Regions from separate parts of the Mus musculus genome. Here region 2 is linked to region 1. A link is a loop called in an ENCODE intact Hi-C map of the cell type or tissue named here. Cell type or tissue: left cerebral cortex. All regions are shown on one strand. Links, peaks and the distances in the headings refer to the core of each region. The heading gives the core; the rest is flanking DNA.

Region 1 (5,393 bases), core at 331-5,330:
TCCAAGTTTAACAAGAAAAGCTTCTTGAACTTTCTGTATATTCCAATTTCCAAATTTAGAGGTAGCCTTTTTTCTCATTCTTTCTACATCAACTGACTTCAACACAGAAAGAGGTATTTTATTTTCTTCCAACACAAACTTTACCCTTGGTTCCATTAAAAAAAAAAGTCCTTCTGCTGTAGAATATCTAGATTGACAAGTTAGATCACTTTAATTTCTAATTCCCAGTAGGTAAGATGATCCAAAAGCATCCGTTGCATCTTGAAAGAAAAATTTAAAGAGATATCAGATTTCTTTGATTAAAAGGAATTCAGATCTAAACTCTAAATATTTTGTGTTCTCCCTACAGTAATATATGACACCCAATCTTAATAAGATGGCTTAGTGAAGAAAGTATTTGCCTCAGAAGCAGAATACCATGACTACAGATCACAATAAGACAAATAAAGCAAGATTTGGTAGTATAAACCTGTAATTTTAGTGTGCCTATGCTGAGATGGAAGAAGAAAATTGTAGGCCACATAGGCTGGCATGTGTTGAGATAAACAAGAGCCTCTCCATAATTCTGACTCATTGAAATGTAAGTACCAACATCTAAGATTGTATTCTGCCCTTTACATGAGTCTCATGGCAAATAAGTGACCTGCTATATACATGAAAAATCATAATTTAAGAGTAACAATTTGTGGTATTAGACAAATTTCTTTTATTCCTTCTGAGGAGTGTGTGTATTGTATGGATTTATAATTACTTTGCTTTTACATATGATCTAATGATTTAAACAATGTCTATAGTTGACAAGAAAGGAAGTGATGAAAGGAAGGAAGAAAGGAGGGAAGGAAGGAAGGGAGGAAGGAAGGAAGGAAGGAAGGAAGGAAGGAAGGAAGGAAGGAAGGAAAGGAGGGAGGGAGGGAGGGAGGGAGGGAGGGAGAGAGGGAGGGAGGGAGGGAGAGAGGGAGGGAGGGAGGGAGGGAGGGAGGGATGAAGGAAGGAGTGAGTAAGGGAAAACATCAACATAGTTGACAGTCAAAAGATATTGTAAATTTGTTGTTTTATATGAAGGGCAACTTCTTTTAGATACTCAAGGTAAGAAGATATTTCACAACCCAAAGCTATAAATACTTAAGTTTATCTTTCCTTTTATATTTTCTTGTTTTTAAAGTTAATTATTTTATTTAATAACTACCCCCTTCTGTTCACCCCTCTCCCCAGAGTTTTTCAGCCCATTGTCCCTCTACTTGGCCTCTGAGAGGTTTCCCCTCTGCCCCTTGCATCCCTCTTCTTTGGGGCATCAAGTCTGTACAGGATTAGACCTATTCACTGGGATCAGACAAGGCAGTCAGTTCCCTGCTAATTATGTGCCAAGGGCCTCAGACCTGCCCATGTATGATCTTTGGTTGGTGGCTTAGTTTCTGGGAGATGACAAGTGTCCAGGTTAGTTGAAAATATTGGTCTTCATATTGTGTTGCCAATCCCTTCAGCTCCTTCAGTCCTTCCCCTAACTCTTCCATTGGGGTCCTGAACTGCTGTTCAATGGTTGACTGTAAGTATTTGCATCTGTAAAAATCTACTGGTAGAAACTCTCAGAAGATAGTCATACTAAGCTCCTATCTCCAAGAAAAACATAGCATCAATAATAGTGTCAGGGTTTCGTGCCTGCCCATGGGATGTATCCCCATGTTGGGCAGGTCACACTGGTCATCTATTCCTTAAATCTCTGCTGCATTTGTATTACTGGATTTCTTTTAGACAGGAACAATTATGGGTCAAAAATTCGAAGGTGAGTTGGTGTCCTCATCCCTCCACTGGAGGCCCTGTCTATCTTCTAGAGGTTGGCTCTTCAGGTTCCATTTCCTCACTGTGGAGTATTTCAGCTAAGGTCATCAACACTTAGTCCTCACTGCTTCTCATATTCCATGTGTTTGAGACTTTTTAGCGGTCCCCCACACCTCCACCCAAGCCCTAGCAGCTTCATATTTTCATTCATTCTTTAGGCCCTCTGGACTTCTCTCTCTTGTCATCTCCCCATATCTGGTCCTGATCCCCCCATTGCCCCTCAACAATCCCACTCAGGTCCCTCCATCATCTGCCTCACATGATCATTTTGTTCCCTCTTCTAAATGGGATTGAAGCATCCTAACGTCTTACTATCTGTTGGGTGTATCATGGGTATTCTGTGCTTTCTGACTAATATCTGCTTATCAGTGTATACATACCATGCATGTCCTTTTGGGTTTGGGTTACTTCACTCAGGATGATAGATTCTGGTTCTGTTCATTTGCATGCAAAAGTCATGATGTCTTGGTTTTTAATAGCTGAATAGTATTCCATTGTGTTTAACCACATTTAATGACAATTTAATTTAACCATATTTTCTGTATTCATTTTTCAGCCAAGAGATAGCTGAGCTACTTCCAGTTGCTTGCTAGTCCAAATAAGAATGGTATGAACATAGTGGAGCACTTATACTTGTGGTTTCGTAGAACATCTTTTGGGTACATGCTCCGGAGTGCTATAGCTGGGTTTTCAGGTAGAACCATTTCCAGTTTTCTAAGGAACCACCAGATTGGTTTCCAGAGTGATTGTGCCAGCTTGAAATCCCATCAGCCAAGGCAGAGTATTTCCTTTTCTTCATTTCCTTGCCAGCATTCACTGTTGCTGTTGTTTTGATCTTAGCTATTCTGATTGGTATAAGGTAGAATCTCAGGGTTGTTTTGATTTGCATTTCTCTGGTGACCAAGGATGTTGAACATTTTTTTAAGTGTTTCTTGGCCATTCGAAATTCTTATGTTAAGAATTCTCACAGCTTAGACTTTGCATTTAAGCACAAGATATATTTTGAGCAACTTCTTGTGTGTCATGAAAATTAAGATCCAGATTTATCCATTTCCATCTCATGTTGCAGGATGCAATTATGGAAATGTCTCTTTTTCCAGAAGTTCTTTTAGAATTCATACCAAGTCCAATTACCCATAAGTATATATATATATATGATTATAGTTTGGAATATCCTTAGTCACATGATATATTTCATGTCAATGCCACATTTTCATTCATTCAATGCATTTAATGTTTCTTCATTCCTTCATTTTCTGTCTGAATTAGTTGTATTAATGTAGTTGAGATAAAATACCATGTTTCTGAGAGAGTGCATCAATGTAGGTGAAAAGTGGCAGTAGACAACCAGAGCAGGAAAGTTGGTGATCATGTCTCAACTGCTCTCAGAAAGCAGAGAGCATCCTGAGAAAGTCGTAAGTCTCCAAGCTCTCAAAGCCTTCTTTGAGTGACATACTTTTTGCCAAAACTCCTAAAAATCCCCAAATCCCTCCAAGCGATGCCACAAACTGGTGACCAGGTGTTCAAACAGATTGGACTTTGGAGGATAATTGTTATTTGACCATCATACTAGCCATGACATTAGTCTATAGTAAAAAGTCCTACCTAGATATAGATCCAGTCACATTTTTTTTCTGAAAAATTGGATGTGAAAATAAGTAACTAGAAGAGACTAGTCACACTTCTCTTTCTGGTCATTGAATGAGTTTGATGTAATATATGCTCTAATATCTAGTCTAATCCACAGGTAAATTGGGGTTAATTGCCTGGTGAATGAGGTTCTAAACACTATATGAAAAGTTGATTTCACCATAGGTTTTTAGGCTTTCAGGTGGGTTATTATTTAAGTGTATTTTTTAAATCTCTGACATTTGTGTTCTCTTATTAGAGCTCTTTTTTTTTTAAGTTAAAGGTCTTCCTTTCCTCTTTTCCTTTCTCTTCTTTTCTCTTTTCTTTTCTTTTTTCTTTTCTTTTCTTTCCTTTTCTTCTCTTTCCTTTTCTTTCTCTTTAATTAGATATTTTCTTTACTTACATTTCAAATGTTATCCCCTTTCCTCCTTTCTGATCTGAAATCATCCTATCCCATTCCCCTCCCCCTGCTCACCAACCAACCCACTCCCGTTTCCCTGTCCTGGCATTCCCTTACACTGGGTCATCAAGCCTTCACAGGACCAAGGGCCTCTTCTCTCATTGATGTCTGACAAGACCATCCTCTGATACATATGCAGCTAGTGCCATGGGTTCCTCCATGTGTACTCTTTGGTTGGTAGTTTATTCCCTGGGAATTCTGGGGGTTCTGGTTGGTTCATATTGTTCTTCCTCCTATGGGGCTACAAACCCCTTCAGCTCCTTGGGTCCTTTCTCTAGTTCCTCCATTGGGGATCCTGTGCTCAGTCCAATGTTTGGCTGTGGGCATCCACTTCTGTATTTGTCCAGCACTGACAGATCCCCTCAGGAGACAGCTATATCAGGCTCCTGCCTGCAAGCACTTGTTGGCATCCTCAATAGTGTCTGGGTTTGGTAACTGTATATGGAATGGATTCCCAGGTGGAGCAATGGCCTTTCCTTAAGACTCTGCTCCACACTTTGTTTCTAATTTAATTGCAGAAGATTCCTTTTTGATCTATTTATCTACAAGAGTATTTGCAAAATAGAGCCCTCTATCACTTTTTTATTAGATATTTTCTTTATTTACATTTCAAATGTTATCCCCTTCCCTAGTTTGTTCTCTGAAAATCCCCTATTCCCTTCCACCTCCCCCTGCTCCCCAACCCACTCAATTCTGCTTCCTGGCCCTGGCACTCCCCTGTATTGGGGCATAGGACCTTCACAAGACCAAGGGCCTCTTCTCCTATTGATGTCCAACTAGGCCATCCTCTGCTACACATGCAGCTGAAGACACAAGTCCCACCATGTGTTTTCTTTGATGGGTTGTTTAGATCCCTATACTGCCCCACCTGGGGATCCATTTCATAAACAACCACCAAACTCAGACACTATTGCAGATGCCAACAAGAGTTTGCTGACAGGAGCCTGACATGGCTGTCTCCTGTGATACTCTGCCAGTGACTGGCAAATGCAGAAGTGGATGCTCACAGTCATCCATTGGACGGAGCACAAGGCCTTCTATCACTTTAACTCTTAATAAAATTCTATTAAAATTTTACATGTGATGGAAAATCAGATATGATAAAGTTTGCTTCATCTTAATCTTCCACAGTGTACCCTCCCCAACTAACAAGTGAACTACCAACATGAACTAATGACTAAATCAAGATATGAACAAGGTATTAAACATATACCAAGGAAACAGATTAACTTGAATACATGGTGAAAAATCAGCAGCAAGTTTTATGAACAGTGCTGATATCAGAAACAAGCTTCAAGGACAAATTTCTTCCTTCCTTTCTTCCTTCCTTCCTCCCTTCCTTCCTTCCTTCCTCCCTTCCTTCCTCCCTCCCTCCCTCCCTCTCTCTTTCCTTCCCTCCCTCCCTCTCTTCCTCCCTTCCTTCCTCCCTCCCTCCCTCCCTCTCTCCTTCCTTCCCTCCCTCCCTCTC
Region 2 (5,393 bases), core at 277-5,276, 1.1 Mb after region 1:
GCTAGCTTGATAAAGAAAACTGAATCCTTTCCCACCTGCAGCTCTGCCCCGAAGTCATTCATTGTGGAGAGCTATACTCAGCATTCTTATCAAAAATTTTAATAGTTCTCTTTGATGATTTTCTGTCATCAAGTGATGGATGGAAAAGGGATTGTCACAGAAGTCTTCTATCCCTTTTTCACAATTGTGAGTGTACAGACATCAGGACCATGCAAAAAAGAGCTTCCTTGCCCTTTTCAGTCAGCAGAAACATGAATCAGAATTACACATGGGTTTTGGTATCAGCACATGTCAGCAAGCTCAGACCACCCACATCAGCATGGCTCTATGCCACTACATGAGCTATGGATACTCTCAAAACATGTCCTCAGGTGGTAGGTAGTATAGGACACACACACATCAATATGGCCTTTGGTGGCAGCACAGCCAACAGATATCAACATGGCTTTAAGCTGCAGCCCTGACCACAGACATTGCATGGCTTTCAGTGTTAAGACAGGCCACCAGCATCAACACAGCTCTTCGCTTCAGCAGGACAATAGATTCAGACATGGCCTTCTGCAGCATCACAGGCCAGGATTAGCAACATGTCACCAGGCTGCAGAACAAACCAATGACGTTGCATGCCCTTTGGAGGTAACAAATACCACAGAGTTTGAGACAGACAGGCTGCAGGAGCCCACGAACTTCTTATTAGGACTTTACAGAATATGAGAAGATTTCAGTGTTTAGAATATCTTTGTTTGAAGCATACAAGCACATAGCACATACATACATATTCATATTCATATATATATACACAAATCATACATATTTAGACCACACATACACACATACACCCCAAAAATATACATTCACTTATGTCAGACATAAACACATGTCCACAGATACACAGTCACTGATGGACACATTTCTTTGTGTGTGCACACAGCCCATTCTCAGAAACACACTTTTATTTAAGATGAGTGAGACTGAAGGACACAAAAGTAAATTCTCCTTTTCTACATTCTGTTAAATCACGTGGTGACATCAGGCCGAGGACTGAGGTAAGATGGACAAGGAAGGCATGCTAGCTCTGTATTCAGTGCTTGGTGGTTACATCAAAAACTCAACCACAGTTATATAAGTGGCAATACGTTGGTTAATGTCAGCACAGTGTTTAGCAGCACATGTTTATCAGACATAGTTTGATACACTGTGTATTTCCATTTTCCTAGGTATTTAATGAGCCTTTCTAAAGAAGTATCTTGTAGAAAGCTAAAACATAAACTTGCCCCCTGAGGCTTCTGAACTGGATCACTTCACATTCATAATTTGAAAGAGAAAGATTTGACACTGTGAGATTTTTGATACATCAAAGGATGGATAATTTTTCTTTAATTCTCTTTCAATGTAATTTCTCCTTTGAGCTTACGTGCCTGAGTACAAATTTACTGTCGTTTCTGTGTTTGCACGCCTCTAATATAGATATAATCAAGCTTTCAACCTTACTGTCAGGTATAGACTTAGGGTCTTCAACCTTGTCACCATGTTAATTTGGGTCAAGTAATTACTTATAAGGAGTTGGCTCCTCTGTAAAAGAAAATTAACATATGTAGCCTGTTTCTCCTAAGTGTCTTTAGAAGTCCACCCTTGGGTTGTATTTTTTTTAAGGCTGCTAACCATTACCTTCCAAAAAAAATGTCTAATAAAGATTGTTTCAGGTATCAAAGAACTGTACTTTTTATTTGAACTTAATTTTAACTGATACAGAAAAGAGATGACCCTTGCTTATAAGTTGTCATGTATTTCTGATCAATATGTATACTAGGTAATGGTAAAAATCACTACCTAGCTCCTGGCATTCTGTTATGTCTGTTGATGGGTGTTCAATCTCCCTTTTGTTTTAGGGCCATAAAGTGCACTGTAATCACCTTCATATGCAATAGCAACTCAGTAAAATCCTTTCTTGTCTCAAACTGTAACATGATGCAAATTGATCAACTACCCTCATCCCTTCCTTCCTGTAACTCCCTCATGCCCGCTAAGCACTATCCTTCTACATTTAACTTCTATGAATTAAGTTTGGGGATTTGAATGAGGCCATGTGATACTTGCCTTCCTGCTGTTGGCTCCCTTCATGTAACATATATGTCTCCAGATCACCCATCTTGTCCCCTATGACAGGATTTAATTCTCTTTTTGGCTGGATAGTATTCCTATTGTATACTTACCCTATTCTCTAACATTTGTCACTTAGTGGATACCCCAGATGCATCCACTGTCAGTTGTCAGTGATGCTGCAGCAGATATGAGAAAACACAGGTAACTTCAGCACACTTATGTCCTATGCTTTTGTTGTGTGCCCAGTAGCAAGAGTGCTGGATCATGTGATATTTTTTAAATTTTAAAGAAACTTCCAGACTCTTCTCTGAAACAGCCATGTAATTTTATATTTATTCTAAATATACATGAAGGTTCATTTCTCTTTCATTTCCATCAGCTCTACTCCAGTATAGAGGAACAGAAGACCATCCATAACACTGACGGTCTCTGCAATACCGCATGAAGGCAGTCAGATAACATGTGATGATTCACTGACTAAAGCATATTTTCAAATGACCCTGTTTCATTCTATATATCTTTTGCTTAAAAATACAGATTATTTTATTTCAATTGTAGCAATCTTCTCTTTGATAAAGGACATATTAGAACAAAATGAATTGATCAATGAACATATGCTTATATACTTTCAAGGGCAAGCAAAAGTACACAAGAGAAAGTGCCTTTCTTTAAAAAGGAAGAACAAACTGTGAGACCATCAGACATTGTATTGTCAATACATCTTACTCTGAAATTTCCAACTGCCACAGTTGTGGCGTGTCCTGCTTCTAAATAACAACAAAAATCCAGTTCAGTGTGTTAGCCAAATGGAAATCTGTCAGAAATAACTGAAGTAATTTCTTTAAAACATCCACAGGGATGTAGAGTTAGAAGAGTTAATGTGTTCAATGTATCATTACTTCTCAACCTCCTTCAACAAAAGGGAAATCAGTTATTGGTGTATGGTGTATTTTGGTGCAGAATAATAAATAAATGTACATTATACATATAATTCTAAGCCCAATTGAATAAAGTAATTTTGTTTCTAAAGCAGCAAACAGAGGAGTCCATCAATCAGCTGAATACACTATTTTATACAACACATGTGAAGAATAAATGTGAGAGTTCTTGTGAGAATTGAAAGCTGTGAGAACTTTCTGGGAATCACTGACACCTATTGGTCACAGGCGGCAATGCACTTGATATTCAGGATTAGGCATTTTTAATCTTTTTTGAGTTAACCAATTTTATTTTATTAAAGGAATTATTTATGTTAATGCATATTCGTCATATTTCACTGGTTTTAAAATATGTTAGGGTCTTGAAATGGAGTCAAATCTTGCTTTTTTGTGGCAGAAAGGAAGATCTTTTCCCATTTCTTTCTGTTTACTGATGGTTACAGAGCTAATCTAACTAGCACAACTGATGTGTTATTTCACAGAAGAAAACTGCTGTGAGATGAACAATTGTAGAGATAAACATGAAGATACAAAGCAGTCAGAAAAGCAAGGGTCCTGTTAAATAGAGTTTATGGGACCGATATATTTCCAGAAGAGATGGTTCATATACAAATACTAAAATGAAGATTTTTTGTCATTTTATTCTTAATTAGAAAATGTAAAAGATGACCAAATGCGGTGCTCTATAAGGAAGGACAATTCTGAATTCCAATATCTCTTCAAAGTTATTTCTAGTTTCAATATTTTGTGTCAAGTTTAAGGAGCCCAGCCATGAAGTTATTTCAACCATTACAACAATGCTGTGTTTATTTTTGTTTGTTTTGTACATTTTAATTACTTACTTTATTTGTTTATGTTTCAAATAAATATTGTCCCCCTTCTCAGTCAAATATTTCCTATTCTTTCTCTTGCCATTAAGAGCATGGTAGCCATCATCTCTCTTGGCTTCTATGTGTTCAACTTTTCTAGAGTCCATGTATAAATGAGATACTAAAATATGCATGTTTCTATCTCTGGATTATTTCCCTTAACATAATGTTGGACGGGTCCTTCCATGTGTGAAAAAGAACAAGATTTTCTTCTCTTTAGAGACCACACAGTAGTACTTGCTTTCCCCTTTCATTTGTTGGATGCTCAGTTTGTTCCCAAACCTTGGCTGCGTATGTCATGCTGCCATGAACATGCTAGTCCAGGTGCATGCATCTTCAACTTACTAGTTTTATTTCCTTTGAATTTTTCTAAAGATTAGAATTGCCAGCCAAGAAAATATACAGACTTAATGCAATCTTTATCAAGGTTCCAATGGTATTATTCACAGAAATAATATAACACAATTTTTAAAAAACGGACCACTGAAGACAAGAAAAGTAGTCAAAGCAAAGCTGGGAATATCTATTTCATTATTTGCTCCCACGATATACAAAACATATTGCAGCAGAATGCACAGTATTGGCATAAAATAAATCAGGCGTATTGATGACTAAAAACAAGAGAATTCAGAAACAAATTCTAAAATATGCAAAAAAACTAATTTTTAAATTTTTTATTGGGTATTTTCCTTATTTGCATTTTCAATGCTATCCCAAAAGTCCCCCACACCCTCGCCCCACTCCCCTACCCACCCACTCCCACTTCTTTGCCCTGGTGTTCCCCTGTACTGAGGCATAAAAAGTTTGCCTGTCCAATGGGCCTCTCTTTCCAGTGATGGCAGAATAGGCCATCTTCTGATACATATGCAGCTAGAGACACAAGCTCCAGGGGGTACTGGTTAGTTCATAATGTTGTTCCACCTATAGGGTTGCAGATCCCTTTAGCTCCTTGGATACTTTCTCTAGCTCCTCCATTGTGGGCTCTGTGATCCATCCAATAGCTGACTGTGAGCATCCACTTCTGTGTTTGCTAGGCCCCACCATAGTCTCATAAGAGACAGCTATATCTGTGTCCTTTCAGCAAAATCTTACTAGTGTATGCAATGGTATCTGAATTTGGTGGCTGATTATGGGATGGATCCCTGGATATGGTAGTCTCTAGATGGTCCATCCTTTTGTCTCAGCTCCAAACTTTGTCTCTGTAACTCCTTCCATGGGTGTTTTGTTCCCAATTCTAAGAAGGGGCAAAGTGTCCACACTTTGGTCTTTGTTCTTCTTGAGTTTCATGTGCTTTGTATCTTGTATCTTGGGTATTCTAAGTTTTGGGGCTAATACCCACTTATCAGTGAGTACATATCATGTGAGTTCTTTTGTGATTGGGTTACCTCACTCAGGAGGATGCCCTCCAGGTCCATCCATTTGCCTAGGATTTTCATAAATTTATTATTATTGGGCTGGTGAGATGGCTCAGTGGGTAAGAGCA

The links. A loop is a pair of places that touch in the nucleus more often than their neighbours do. Peaks named below come from ENCODE experiments on the same cell type or tissue, not always from the same donor. Only the 100,000 strongest peaks of a DNase experiment are listed, where the experiment ranks them.
Region 2: a loop joins it to region 1, with 2.5 times the contacts of the local background. A loop is called at or near these places in 4 of 42 quality-filtered maps.

What each region holds. Positions count from the first base shown.
Region 1 is chr6:10,165,046-10,170,438 of GRCm38, forward strand. No RefSeq gene overlaps it. Among named protein-coding and RNA genes, the nearest start is that of n-TVcac5, 67 kb to the left of the region's middle. In left cerebral cortex, for the core only: no CTCF peak of the experiment used is centred there; DNase peaks (open chromatin) are centred at 2,627 and 2,807.
Region 2 is chr6:11,280,992-11,286,384 of GRCm38, forward strand. No RefSeq gene overlaps it. Among named protein-coding and RNA genes, the nearest start is that of AA545190, 310 kb to the left of the region's middle. In left cerebral cortex, for the core only: a CTCF peak has its summit at 3,259 (motif pointing left); a DNase peak (open chromatin) is centred at 3,240.